Linked DNA regions of Homo sapiens: region 2 is linked to region 1. A link is a loop called in an ENCODE intact Hi-C map of the cell type or tissue named here. Cell type or tissue: PC-9. All regions are shown on one strand. Links, peaks and the distances in the headings refer to the core of each region. The heading gives the core; the rest is flanking DNA.

Region 1 (7,872 bases), core at 3,593-6,092:
GTATATGTGCCACATTTTCTTAATCCAGTCTATCATTGTTGGACATTTAGGTTGGTTCCAAGTCTTTGCTATTGTGAATAGTTCTGCAATAAACATACGTGTGCATGTGTCTTTATAGCAGCATGATTTATAGTCCTTTGGGTATATACCCAGTAATGGGATGGCTGGGTCAAATGGTATTTCTAGTTCTAGATCCCTGAGGAATTGCCACACTGACTTCCACAATGGTTGAACTAGTTTACAGTCCCACCAACAGTGTAAAAGTGTTCCTATTTCTCCACATCCTCTCCAGCACCTGTTATTTCCTGACTTTTTAATGATTGCCATTCTAACTGGTGTGAGATGATATCTCATTGTGGTTTTGATTTCTCTGATGGCGAGTGATGATGAGCATTTTTTCATGTGTCTTTTGGCTGCATAAATGTCTTCTTTTGAGAAGTGTCTGTTCATATCCTTTGCCCACTTTTTGATGGGGTCGTTTGTTTTTTTCTTGTAAATTTGTTTGAGTTCATTGTAGATTCTGGATATTAGCCCTTTGTCAGATGAGTAGGTTGTGAAAATTTTCTCCCATTTTGTAGGTTGCCTGTTCACTCTGATGGTCGTTTCTTTTGCTGTGCAGAAGCTCTTGAGTTTAATTAGATCCCATTTGTCAATTTTGGCTTTTGTTGCCATTGCTTTTGGTGTTTTAGACATGAAGTCCTTGCCCATGCCTATCTCTTGAATGGTAATGCCTAGGTTTTCTTCTAGGGTTTTTATGGTTTTAGGTCTAATGTTTAAGTTTTTAATCCATCTTGAATTAATTTTTGTATAAGGTGTAAGGAAGGGATCCAGTTTCAGCTTTCTCCATATGGCTAGCCAGTTTTCCCAGCACCATTTATTAAATAGGGAATCCTTTCCCTATTGCTTATTTTTCTCAGGTTTATCAAAGATCAGATAGTTGTAGATATGCGGCATTATTTCTGAGGGCTCTGTTCTGTTCCATTGATCTATATCTCTGTTTTGGTACCAGTACCATGCTGTTTTGGTTACTGTAGCCTTCCAAAGACTGTTTTGTTATTCTTCTAGATATGAAAGACTCATGGTGTTTAGGTACTTTATAAATTAAGATCAGGGAGATATTAAACAGATTAAAATATATTTTTTAAGTCCTAGGACAAAGAAATACTGAAAAGCATAATCTCCCCCTTTCCCATTGCTTTTGGGTAATTTATGTATAACGTTTTGAATTGCACATAATAAAATTTTTATTAATATGGAAAACACTTTTCTTAATTAAAATAAACTCATAATTCTTTCAGAATAACTTCTTCTACTTTTTAAAGAGATTTGCTTCATTATCTTCTTATTTAAATTATCTTCAATGCCACACCATTTAATTGAGGTATATGTTTGTGTGTGTGTGCAAGTTCTGACTTAAAATTGTGTATTCATCACATGTATTTGTATTTGATTAACGCAATGAATCTTGTTCATGGCAATGTTACCATCTACAAGAGAAAAATAATAAATATTCATCCAAGTGTATATTTCATAATATTATTTATAAACTATGCTGTACTTTCATACACTTAGTGACTTTTAATTTTGTCAAGTTATCATTTTGCTCATGAAGGACATTGTACAGTGTACTTCAAATGATAGTAGTATCATTTATTCTTTAATTTTATATTGTATTCCCATTAAAAGTGTTCTAATAAGAGAACATTTTTAATTCTCATACAATTTTATCTTTGCTTTTTATTTTTAAATACATTTTAATTAAAGTGTAATAAATAGAAAATATTTGCACAAATTATAAGTCTGTATCTTGGTCAATTTTTGCAAAATGAACATATCCTGTCCACAAGCCCCAGATCAAGAAAGAGAACATTGCTAGTACACTGCACTCCCTTTGTATTGTAGTTTTATATAAAAGAAAAACAAATTTCTGTATTCTTATGTATCTGATTTTTTTTCACTCAATATTATGCTTGTGAAAGTTATGTTTGGTAGTGTGTGTAGCATACATTTTTTTTTATTTCTGTACCACATAGTATTCCATCGTATGAGTCTACCTCAATTCATTGGTCCATTCAATTTCTTTCTAATTTAGACTATTTACAAATCATAATTTTAAAAATATTATTGTTCTTTTGATAAATCTATGTAAAGATTTCTATTTGCTATATACTTATGACTATAACGGTTGGCAATTGTGATTGCTATGTTTAGCTATGGTAGGTACTACCCATTTTCCATAGTGGTTCTACCAACATGTACACCAAACAGTGATCTATGGGATACTCTGCTGCTTCACATGCTTGTCAATGCTTGATGTTGTATATTTTTTTCATTTTTACATTTACACTTTCCCTGATGACTATATTTTCATGTTTATGGTCATTTAGATGCCCTCTTTTGTGAAAGCCTATTTAAATATTTTGCCTCTGTAATTCCAGCCTGATTAATGGAAAGGCAATTTTTTTACTTTTCAGCCAAAGCTAGTATTTACTTTCTAATATTCACTAGATTGAGCAAGTTCCTTTTATAATATTTTGATTTGAATTCAATGAATTTGTGTTAAATAATATTGCTAGCTTGCTTAGACTTAAATTCCACTTCTGCTACTTACTACATGTGTTGACTTAAGCAACTTATTTAAGCCCTTAATGCTTTTGTATTTTCTCAGTGAAGTGAGAATTATTGTAGCATATTTATCATGGCAGTGTTATGATAATTTATATATAGTATTTAACTATAATAGTACTCATCATATGGGAAATACTATATAAGTGACTGCTATTAGAATTGTTATCTTTCTCTTCTCTATTATAGCTATTATAACCTTGTAATTGGAAAAAAAAACAGCTTATCTGACAACTCATTAAGGCCCCAATTATCAACTTGTCTCTTCTAATGCCAAATTTGTGTAATCTACTATTTATAGTTGATCCCTTTTCTCAGTCTCTTTTCAAACCTATCTTTGACTTTCACTGTCTTTGGCATTTTTCACCCTGTGTTGCTTTGTTTGATATGAAGAATTTGCAAACTGTCCTTATGTTTCTAATATGCGTACCTATTCCCTAAGACACCTATCTTCTCACCCAATTCTTGCTGATTGCCCTTCCAGATAATATACTTTGCCACATATCTTTTATAAATTTAAAGAGCCTGGACTGTTGAAAATATATTTCCTGATTATTACTATTTACATATTAATGTTTTATAGGATTTTGAAAAAGAAAAATAAATAACATAAATTATTGTCATGAACAAAGTATAATTAACATTCTGCTTTCGATAAAATTGGAAGTTACCATTTCATATGACTTTTTAAATTAACATAATTTTTAAAAGAAGTTTTATGTTTATGAAATAAAGGCAGAAATTACAGACAGTTTTCTATATCTATTTTCTAAATAACATAAGAAATGATTGTCTTCAACAAAAGGATACTTGGGTGGCATTCTACTTTTACTGCTTTGTATGAGCACCTGTTTTTACTTAACAGACTTTTATAAAAGAAGTTCACATTTACCGAAAAAATGGGTAGAAAGTACAGAAAGTTTTCTATTATCTCCTTCTCCTATCCATATTTTATTACAATGGAATTAGCAAAAATCAATTATTATCAGGGACATTTTAGTTTCAGGACTGCTGAAAGTATAGCCTCTCTTCTTAAAGTCCCATAAAATAAAGTAGAATTTTTATAAAGTATATTAATACTAAACATGAAGATATACTAATAGAAATTATTCAAAAATAAGGATAAAGACTTTTTTAAGAATCAAAGAAAACAAAGCAAGAACACAGCATCACTTAGTTATGAGACAACTTCAAACAAATCTACATATATGTAATTAGTTTTCATTTAATCAGAAAATTTACTGGAATAAATAATAGTGAAAATATTTCAAAAGTGGAGAAAAACTATATATGCACTGATCCATGAAGTTCATCAAAACCAAGTACAAAAATGTTTTTAAAAAACTACACCATGATACAAAATAATCAAATTGCTCAAAATTATTGATAGATTGCCTTAAAAACAGCCAGAGAAGATGGACACATTACATAAAGGGAAACAAAGATAAGGCTGACAGCCGAATTCTTTTTCAAAACAATGAAAGCAATAAGAGAGTGGAGAAAAATATTTAAAAAAAACACTTATCAATCTAGAATTCTATACTCAGTAAAAAGATCGTTCAACAACAAAATCAACATCTTTAAAATATAGGATGCTAAAATAATACTCTTTCAGCAGACTAACATTATGTGAAATGTCAAAGGAAATCCATCATACAGTAACAAATGATACCATGTAGAAATATGGATCAAAAAAATAGGGAGCAATAAGGTGTTATTGGAACACACACACACACACACACACACACACACACATATGTATATGAGCAGCAAACATAATAAAAATGAGCCCACTAGAGATGGTACTTTAACACATTATTTTAAGTAATGTTAAAAAAACAAAGTTTTAAGAACAGAGTGGAAGAAATACTGACCCAGAATATATTCAAAGAGAGGAAGCTATGATCAATAAGCAGTACCAGGTACCCGGAAGAACACAAAACATGTACAAGGGTGGTTAATTTTTAGGCTGGAAAAGTATTTAGAGCTGAAAATAGAGTTGTTTCCCAGAAAATTTTGTGCATAAAACAGTAAACCCCCTCTATAACTTCAGGTCACAGAAAATCCATCAATCACCAACATAATACAGACAGAATTATTTTTAGTCACAGAAAACAACGTAAGAAGACAGTTCTTTCAGGAAGGTACGGTTTTCTAAGCGTGTTATTAAGGACTCAGAATGCTGTATTTTTTCTAAAGTACTTGTCATTTTACACTTTTCCCTTGTGGCCTCATGGTGGCAATGCAGCTTCAGGAACAACAGTTGTTGTCCAGGCAGAAAGAAAGAATGGGGAAAAAGGTGCCTAGTTTCTTTTAATCATCTAGAAAAGGCTCCCACAGAGATTTCTTCCTACATCACATGGCAAGATCTGTGATATGTGGCCAGTGCTAGCTGAAAGGAATGCTTAGACGTCAAATACTTTCACTTTCTAGAATCCATGTAGCAGGAAAGTAAAGGAGAAAGGAGTTGAGAATGACTTTGTTTGACTTTGTGTTTATAAAAGCTACAGAATAAAATGGTAAACCTGAAACAAAGAAGCCAAAAATATGACCAGAGAGAAAGCTGATAATTCAAAAGAAATGGAAAGTTCATTTAAAAATTACTTCATAATATTTTAAAAGATATTCCACAATCTTGTAATCAATTGGATCAATGCATGTAAAAAATTATAAAAGTCATATTTTGTAAATAATAATTATAATAATAGAATTTGTAAGTGTTCTGAAAATCCATAATGGTATCATTTTTGCAGAAAGCAATTTGAAGGTAAAGACACGCTAAAGCATGTAATTATGAGTGGTATTCAATCTGTAGCTCCAAATATCTGCTAACTTAGAAGAAGTAAAGTTAAAAATATCTTTTTATCTCTCTCACACACACTCACACATGCACGCACACACATGCACACCACTATTACCACAATCACACAATGACATAAACCACATATTATGATTGAGGAAAAATTCCTGCTAGTGTAGATCTCTGTATTCCAATCCCCATAAGAAATACCTGCCAGTAGCTGAACAGATAGAAACTGCCTTATTTTTAAAATATTGGTGAAGAGGAAAAGCAAAATGACAGAATAAGACCTTTCAGTGTTCATTTCCTTATAGAAACATCAATTTTAACAACTATCCATGAATAAAACTATCTTCACCAGAGCCTCAGAAACAGCTAAGAGATCACAGTACCTGGTATTGGCATAATTATAAGAAAAGTCACGTTGAAGAAGGTAGAAGGGACAAAGCTATCTTGCATGGATCATTGCTTGCCCCACTCCAAACAGCACAGCAATGAGAAAGACCCATTCCACTTGGGGGAAAGAGAAGAAAGTGAGTGCAGGACTTTGATTTGAACTCAGTGCCAGGCCAATCACAATGAAATCCAACACCAGGCAGAAGCTGCCAGCTCCTGACCCAAGACACATGTCTGTGGACAGAAATCCTATCCCTGCCTCAGTTCCAGGTAGAGAATGGTGGCCTTGTTGAAATAGACTCTTTCTGGCTCACATTACTGCTGGCCATCTGCTGCAGTCTCAAACCACAAATAAACCTCAGCATCAGGCATTTGGTGACAACATGGGCCTTGAACATTACTCTGTGCTGCTTTGGTCTCAGTAACTGTGGGATTCAGGTGGGCCTAGCATTATAGTGGTTGTGGCAGCCATGAGAATGCCCACCCCATTCTTCTCCAACCCCAGTCAGAATAGCAAAGAAAGAGACATTGTTCACATGGGAGAATGAGTGGCACAAAATCTTGCCTTGGAGTTTAAAGCCTGGACTACATGGGAAAGCCCAGCACCAGACAGAGATCTTCAGCACCTGAGTACAAACCAGAGACCATGGGTAAACCCTCTGGACCTGCACTGACCTCAGATGGAAACTCAGACCAAGCAGGATAGACAACATTCTTTAGGGACTTAGGATGTCATCTTGTACTAAACCAGCAGGAGTGACCAGGGGCTCAGAGAAAATAATAAGCACCCTGCTTACAATTTCTGAAAAGACAGGCATAAAAAAAAGCCAGACTGTGAGAACTGAAACAAATACCTAATTCTCCAGTTCACAGATGTTGTTGTTCAACCACAATCATTAAGACCATTGAGAGAACTATGAGTTTACTGAATAAAATGATGCACAAAAGATCCACCCTAAAGCAATCAATATGTATGATCTGCCAGGAAAAGAAATAAAAATACCTCTTTTAAGGAAAATCACCAAACTTCAAGAAAACACAAAGAAACAATTCAGTGGTTTATCAGAGAAACTTAACAAAGAGATTGAAATAATCAAACAGAAACCTTGGAGCTGAAAACTACAATAAAAAATTAAAAAATGCAATAGTGGGGGAATCAACAGTAGAATCAATTAAACAGTAGAAAAAATGGTGAGCTCAAAGATAGGCTGTTTGAAAATACACAGCCAGGGGAAAAATAAAAGAAAATTCAAAGGAACAAAGAACGCTTATGGGAACTATGAGACAACATCAGGAGTAAATACTCAGGTTATCGGGGTTAAAGAGGGACTGAGGAATTCCAAAGGTCTGGAAAGATTATTCAAATAGGCAGTATCAGAAAACTTTGCAAAACCAATAGAGAAAAATAAAAGTATCCAGGTAGACTAAGATCAAAGGTTACCAATCGTTTTTATTTATTTATTTACTTATTTTTAATTTTTTTATTATACTTTAAGTAAGACAACGAAAATAGGAAAAAAAAAAACTACAAAAATGTCCTAAAAATCAAGTAAGAAATCCCTGTAGTAAAGCCTTGCTTACTGATAGTTAAACAGAAGTGGATTAAATTATCTATTTAAAAGAGAGAGTGACTTAATAGATTAAAAAAGAAGATTCAAACCTATGTTGGTAACAAGAAACTCATCTCATCTTTAAAGAAACATATTGACAAAGCCAACAGATGAGAAAAGATAGTCCATGCAAATGTAAAGTGAAAGAGTAGTATATGTCATACTAATATCACATAAAATAGACTTTCTTTTTTGAGCCAGGGTTTTGTTCTGTCATTCAGGCTGGAGCGCAGTGACGTAATAATGACTCACTGCAACCATGAACTCCTGGGCTAAAGTTATCCTCCCACATCATCAGCCTCTTGAGTAGCTAAAAATACAGTCACACTCCACTAAGCCTGACTAATTTTTATGTTTTTAGTAGAGACAAGATCTCTCTATGTTGCCCAGGCTAGTCTCAACCTCTTCTGCTCAAATGATCCTCTCACCTCAGTCTCCCAA
Region 2 (7,872 bases), core at 3,354-5,853, 270 kb after region 1:
TTTGCTCCTTATAAAAGAGCTTAAAATTCCATAAAAGCAAAACTCACAAAAATAAAAGAGAAAAACAGGAAAATAATAATTACTTTTAGTGATGTCAATACTGCTGACTCAATAGATGATATACAAGACATGAACTATGCTATCAATCAACTTGACCTGAATTACTTTTATAGGACACTATAACTAATGACTGCAGAATACACATTGATTTCAAGTGCACATTACATTACTGGTGATAAAATAAGCCTGAATCAATATAAAGGAATTAAAGCATATACATATATTCTTGGACAAGTTTAGAATTACATTGGAAACTAATAATTTAAAAAATCTCAAATACCATTTAAAAAACACTATGAAGATTGATGGTTACAAGAAAAAATGATAATGAAACATTTTTTAGTGAAATGATAAGAAATTAACAAAGCAATATTTGTGGGATACGGATATAGCAATGCTATAAATGATTATATCAGAAAAGTAAAAAGATTCAAAATCAGCTATCAAAGATTCCAACTTAATAAACTAGTAAATGAAGAAAAATTTCAAAACAAAGCAAATAGAAGGAAATCCTAAAGAGAACAGCAAAAATAAATTAAGAAGTTGACTACCAATAGTATAGCAGATAGAATTCTAAGGACACTAATACTCCTATGTTCTGGTACACATGCACTGGAAGGAGTTCATAAACTAGAAAATGGCAAAATAAAATACATAAATTTATTTTTATATACAGATTATTTTGCTTTTTACTCGAGTAAAGATAAATAATCAAAAAGAACACCCAATATGGGTCCATTAGTACTAGCCCATCCTACACTACCATTAAATATTTAGAATGTATGCAATGAATAAACAGCCAACAGTGAACACCTGGATTTTCAAAGGCTTTGTTTTAGAAAACCACACATATTATTTATTTAACTGTTTCATTTCATTCCAGGTCAGTGGAGAAACAATCAAGAGAAGTCATTTTTCATTAAAATAAATTTATCCTTAATTTATTATTTTTCTGTTGTAAGCAACAAATTAGAAGTTTCCGAATATTAAAAAATAAGATTTTTCTTCTTTTTCTCAAAAATTAGAATACTTATGATTCTGACAGTTAAAGTAAGACCAGAATAATATTCTCTTGATAATATTAGAAAGTCACATTAAAATACAATTATAATTAAATTTAGGTTAATTGTATTATCATGTTTATTTATCTTATGTTGGTTTTAAAAATAATTGAGAGGAAGTAAAATTCGAGTTATATAATTTAATTACCAAATTCCTTGAGTAAAAGTGATGTAATATTTTTAATTGCTCTAGAAAATAATAATGGTCTGAATATGAAGCGTTGAGATCTAATTAACTTGAATAAAGACATTTTACAATTGTTTTAGAATTTTCAAAGATTTTTAAACTTTTTTTCAGAATGAGTTCAGGAAGTTTATTAAGTTTTAGGAGAGTAATTGTAGTGGTGAATTCTTTTTTTAATTTTAGATTAAGGATTCACAAGTGCAGTTTTGTGAAATGGGTGTATTGCGTGATGCTGTGTGTGGGACTTCGGTGAACCTATCACTCAAATAGTGAACATATACTCAACAGGCAGTTTTCAACGCTTGCCCTGCTCATTCCCACCTACTTTGTGGAGTTTCCAGTGTCTGTTGTTTCCAATTTTACTTTTAAGTGTATCCAGTCTTTACTTCCCACTTATAAGTGAGAACATGTGGGATTTGATTTTCTATTTCTGCTTTCAGTCACTTAGGATAATGGTCTCCAATGGCATCCATGTTGCTGCAAAGGACATATTTTCATGCTTTTTTTATGACTGCATAGTGTTACATGGTCTATATGTATCATTTTTATCCAATCCACCATTGATGGACACAGTTTTATTTCATGTCTTTGCTATTGTGAATAGTACTGCAATAAACATATGAGTGCAGGTGTCTTTGATAAATACCCATACTGTATTTAATGGAGGCTGTAATAATTTATATTCCCAACAGTGTATAAGCATTCCCTTTTCTCCATTTCCTTGCCAACATATGTTGTTTTTTGACTTATTAATAATAGCCATCTGACTAGTGTGAGAAAATATATCATTGTCATTTTATTTTTTTCTTCTTGTATATACTTCCAATGTATCGTTGTGGTCTTAGTTTGTATTTCTCTGATAATTAGTGATGTTTAGCAATTGTTTTCATGTTTGTTGGTCACGTCTATGTATTCTTTTGAGAAATGTCTGTTCATGTCCTTTGCCCACTATTTATGCAGTTATTTCTTTTTATTTTCTTGTTCTTTTGTTTAAATTCCTTTTAGATTCTGGATAGTCATCCTTTGTTGGATGCATAGTTTGCGGATATTTTCTCCAATTCTGTAGGTTGTGTGTTTACTCTGTTGTTTGTTTCTTTTGCTGTGCAACTCTTTTGTTTCATTAAGTTCCATTTATCAATTATTGTTTTTGTTGCAATTGCTTTTGAGGTCTTGGGACATAAATTATTTTCTAGGCCAATGTCCAGAAGACTCATTCTTATGTTTTCTTCTAGGATATTTATGGCTTAACCAAGGAGGTGAAAGATCTCTAGTAGGAGAATTATAAAAGACCTGTGAAAGAAATAATAAATCACCCAAACAAATGGAAAAAAAAACATCCTATGCTCATGGATTAGAAGAATCATTATTAAAATGACCACACTACCCAAAGCAATTTACAGATTAAACACAATTCTTATCAAATTACCATCATTTTTCACAGAATTAGAAAAAAATAACCAATTCTAAGATGCATATGGAATGAAAAAAGAGCCTGAATAGCCAAAGCAAGCCTAAGCAAAAAGAACAAAAAACAAAGCCAGAAGCTTCACATTACTTGACTTCAAACTATACCACAAGCCTATAGTAACCAAAACATCATGGTACTGGTAAGGAAATAGACACATAGATCTATGCAACAGAATAGAGAAACCAGAATTAAGCCACACAACTATAACCAACTGATCTTCAACAAAGTCATCAAAACTAAACAACAAGGAATGCACACCTTATTCAACAAATGGTGCTAGGAAAACTGTCTAAACTTATACAGAAGAATGAAACTGAACCCCTATCTTTCACCATATACAAAAATTAACTCAAGATGACATTAAAGATTTAAATGAAAGATTTTTTTTAAATTATTACATTCACTACTTTGGCAGTAGAACAATTTTCTCATAAAAGGATGTAGGCAAATGCAGTGCAAAGAGGCAAAGTCTAAATGAACTGTGTTTTTGTAGGTACACTAAGATTTATCAACACTGTAAGAGATTTATTAATACATATGACTATATGTAATCCATTATTACTTCAGAGCACGCACTTTAAGCTTTTCCACATGTTGTTCTTATAACAGATTGTCTTATATTGAAGTAAAATATGCATTGGGATTTGATATATATTTTTGAAAACAATAAATAAAACTCAAGGAAGAAAGAGTTGGGAAGGAATTGTGATTTAGTCATTTTATTTAAAGGAAGCATGGAGAAGAATATAAAAAAATAAAGGAAAAGCGGTTCAAGAGCTAGAATCTATTCCTCATATATGGCTTTATTATACTTACTGCCTACAACAAAGTAAGAAAAAATTATAGTTGTTTACTATTCACAATGTTAAAGCTTTAGTGAATCCTCTAAGTGAGCAGGTGTTGAAGTAGCAAATAAAGCTACAGTAAAATAACATTTATTTTACTTCATTTATGTAAACAATAATTTTAAGTTCTATGGAAGAGATGCCTGGGTGAGGATGACTTTAGATATTGTTTACAGATACTATATGAACAGAGCACATGGTTGAATAATTAAGATAATCCCTATACATTTGTTTTTACATTATAAATGCCCAAATAAAGAAATGGAAACCAGAATAGCAAAGAGAAAATGAAGAGCCTGAATATGTGCCCAGACGCTCTACAAGACAATGCATTTATAAGACAGAATCTAGTAGAATAAAGAAAATATAATGGAACTGGCTAGGTTAATAAACTTTGTAGAAAACTTTTGAGTTTTTTTTTAATATAAATGTAAATGGACCAGTTCCCTTGAGCAAGTAAAATAATTACATTGCTTGACTAATAAGATGTTACAGCAATTTAAAAAAAGGACAAGAAGGTCCAAATTCTTCTGGAGCTCTATCTTTAATAAATTTGAGATTTTATATTAAGATTACTTAATCTGGAACTTCAAAAGAATCTGAGTTACTTTGTGGTCTTCTGTCTTTTTTTTCAGGTACAGTACTTTGAAGCCTTTAAAAATATATGCCTAGGTTTATGATTCCATCTGAAGATTTCTCATTTATTTTGTCTTAATTAAAAATATTTTTGCATTGTATGGGTACTAAAAGTGAATATTAGAAAGAATGACAGATGAGTGAGGTATAGCTTTCTAAGATATCTTTGGTGATTGTCTACAGTTTCTTCCATAGACACATGGTTCAAAAATGTAGGGTTGATGATGAAGAATATGGACACTGCAAATAAAAGATAAACTGCCAGATTTGTCAGCAGATAAAAAAATCTAAAAGTGGATTTTCTAGTGAGCAGCATGAGCAATCCCTTTCCTAGAGCCAAAATAATTCTGTGTCACTTTCATATTTCTTGCTGAATATATAACTGACATTTGTGACAAGCCAGTGTTTGTGACAGCTAGAAACATGAATCTCCAATGCTATTGTTCCCTATTTATGTGATTAATGGTCAAACAGCAGCAGCAAGAGTCAGAAGACAATTTAACAGTCTACTTTGTCACAAGAGCATTCATTTGTAAGCACTTTCACTTTCTTAAACAAAAATGACAAGCCTTTCTTATCAAAAGATTGACAGCAGCAAAAATGGAAGGTTTACCCAGATCTGACTTAAAAAAAGTGTGTATTTGAAACACTCATGTTTGCTTAACTGTATTTTGTGGTATACTTTGGAATGTACTTCACATTCTTTACTGTAGAGTCATGCAGTTGTCCCATTATTTCAGTAAAATTGCACTTAAAAGACTTTCAACCAATAATATGTGAATAATGGGTGAACTGTATGTGTTTGAACTCTGAAGGTAAAATACCTGTTTATACTATTCTCTGTATTATGGAGGAAAATTTGGGAACATTTATAAATTATTTTCCTCTTATGATATGTGTAAGTGATGTCTAACTTAAGGAGTTTGCCTGTTATATTGTTCTTGTTTACTTTAATCTAGTGAAAATCCAGAAAGTACCAGGATTACTTTTGCAACCAGAAAAGTCCCTGGGGCTTACTCTGTACAGAGAGTAAACAGTCCCATTCAGAAGTCAAACATAAAGCCCAGTAATTCATACATTCATCATGTTATATTTTTAATTTATTAATCAATTAATCTAAAGTTGAATTTACTATTGTAATGATTCAAAAAATTAATCTAAATGCATGAGATAGAATTGATTATCTTTCCCATGAGACAGATACGTCTCATTTATCCAGAGACAAATGATTTGAAATAATCTTTTTAGTCACGTCACCTCCAACATGTTAACATCTATAAGCCTCAGTTTTCTCATCAATAAAATGAAACTAATATAATTATCTCAAATAATGTTAATGATAATTAAAATAAATGGTCCAGATTTCAGGGCAAAATGACCAACTAGATCATCTTGGAACAGCTGACACCAAGGCATCAAAATGACGGGCACATTCCTAAGACGTCTTTCAGAGGGAAAGAATTGTGAGTGGACAGAGGGAAGACACAGAATCTGGGCTGAAGGGGGAGGAAGCTGGGAACCTTACACAGGGCTATCATGCACCAGGACTTGTTCCTGGCCCCCAGTGACTCCAGGGGAATGGGTGAATTGAACTGGCAAGAAGCAAGTCGCTCTTGCCACAGGTCTCTGGAATTCTACCAGGAGGAGACCGCTTGATGACAATGGACACTTGATTTGGCAGAGAACGTTGCTTAGAGAAGTGGCAGGGGCAGCACTTCAGGAAGTGTGAAGCCCAGACGGTTTGGTGTGGGAGCCTGTATAGTGGAGCATATCCAGGGATGCTCATCTCCCTAGGCTCGACCTGCTCCCATAGGAGCCCTAGGGGAACTGTTGGACCTGAACTCTGCAGTGCGGTGTTGTCCATCAGACAAGGCTGGTCTTACCTGAGCACTCTTTGGTCCACTGGCTTCTCCTGGGGCCCTAGTTTGGCTGTGCCTGCTTGAAATGTAGCCTCGGATGCTGCAATTGATTGAAAATATAACCCACAGGAAATTAGGTAATTGAAATATTAGACATATACATTAAAATGACTCTACTTCATATGTGTAATGAAGTAAGATACAATCTAACAGGAATTATGGTAAACAATCCAAAGAAAATTCCATAACTAGAAATATAAAAAGAAATATTATAAAGTCAATACAGAAATTAAGAGTAGAATATTAATTTTAAAATAGTAATATAGGTCAAAAGACTATATGCAAAATTAACCATGTGTTGACAAAATGATTGAAAATGTAGATGAGATATAAAAAATAAAGAGATAAAGCTGAACATATTTTATTGAAATTTTAGAAGAATAGAAAAGAAAATAAAGCACAGCAATATTTTTGGAGCTAAGAATTTTCTGAAACTAATAAAGGTTATCAAGTCACGATAACAGAAACTCTATGAAATGCCAGGAAATAAATACAAATAAAATCATTTTGAAATACAGCACATGAAAATTCCAAAAGTCAGGGAAAACATAAACGTTGTTGAGGTATCAAGGCATAATAATAGATTTACTTTCAAAGGGAAAAAACAGATAAACAGCTGATTTCTCAGCAGAAAAAAAAATACTGGAAGTCAGAAAACACTGAAATGGTATCTTCACAGTGCTGAAGTACAATAGTCCCTTGTCTAAAATTTTATATTCTGTGATATTATCTTACTAAAAAAAATAACAATGTACTGCAAACTGCACCACAGTGTTGTTCATGAGAAGAAACTCAACACAATGAAGAAATAAACAGCAATAGAAAGGCTAAATATATGTGTAGTCTAAGTAAACATTAACTATGTAAGAGTATTGAGTCTTGCAGAATACATATTTTTATATATTACATATATTTCAATATATTAATGTAATATATGAAATATTAATACATATTGGTTTTATATATGACAAACATATGTCATATATAAAATATAAAACAACAATCACATATAAGCCTTGCCAGGGTAAGTGGAGCTAAAGTATTTGGAAATTGATTATGTTGTCCGTGAGTAATGAATGTTGCAACCTATAGTGAAAAACAAAACAAAATGTGGAAGAGTGAAAATTATGCAATCAACAAGCCAATAAAGACAAAGAAATAAAATATAATAAAGTAATAAAATGGTGAAAAAACAACTTAGAACAATCAAGACAAAGAAAAACAAAATAGTTGATAAATTTAAAGTAAACTGTTATATTGAAATGAACTAAATACTGTAAATAATAACAAATACTTTTTCCAATTGGATTAAAATATATATTTCAAAAAGAAAAAATAATATAATCTGGCTCTTCTAAAATATAGAGTCCCAAAATACTAAACTAGAATGATATGAAAATATGTTTTGTACAAATCTTAACGTGATTTAAGTTGATGTAATTTCAGTAAAGGTAGACAAAATAGATTTTAAGGAAAATAATAATTACTAGAAGTAAAGAGCTGTATTTCTAAGAGTAAAGCTTGCATTCATCTGAAAGACATAGTATTCTAAATTTGTATTCTTACCATACATTTGATAACATAGACTCAAAATATGCAAACAAAAATGGAAAGAATTAAAAAATTATATTGACAAGCCAAAAATAGGAATAAAAAAATTAACACCTTTCTCAATAAATGAAGAAACAGGATAAAAATT

The links. Peaks named below come from ENCODE experiments on the same cell type or tissue, not always from the same donor. Only the 100,000 strongest peaks of a DNase experiment are listed, where the experiment ranks them.
Region 2: a loop joins it to region 1, with 4 times the contacts of the local background. A loop is called at or near these places in 3 of 110 quality-filtered maps.

The regions. Positions count from the first base shown.
Region 1 is chr4:117,129,652-117,137,523 of GRCh38, forward strand. No RefSeq gene overlaps it. Among named protein-coding and RNA genes, the nearest start is that of TRAM1L1, 48 kb to the left of the region's middle. In PC-9, for the core only: CTCF peaks have their summits at 4,866 (motif pointing right) and 5,066; no DNase peak of the experiment used is centred there.
Region 2 is chr4:117,395,401-117,403,272 of GRCh38, forward strand. No RefSeq gene overlaps it. Among named protein-coding and RNA genes, the nearest start is that of LINC01378, 29 kb to the right of the region's middle. In PC-9, for the core only: no CTCF peak of the experiment used is centred there; a DNase peak (open chromatin) is centred at 4,891; H3K4me3 peaks cover 613 bases; H3K27ac peaks cover 874 bases.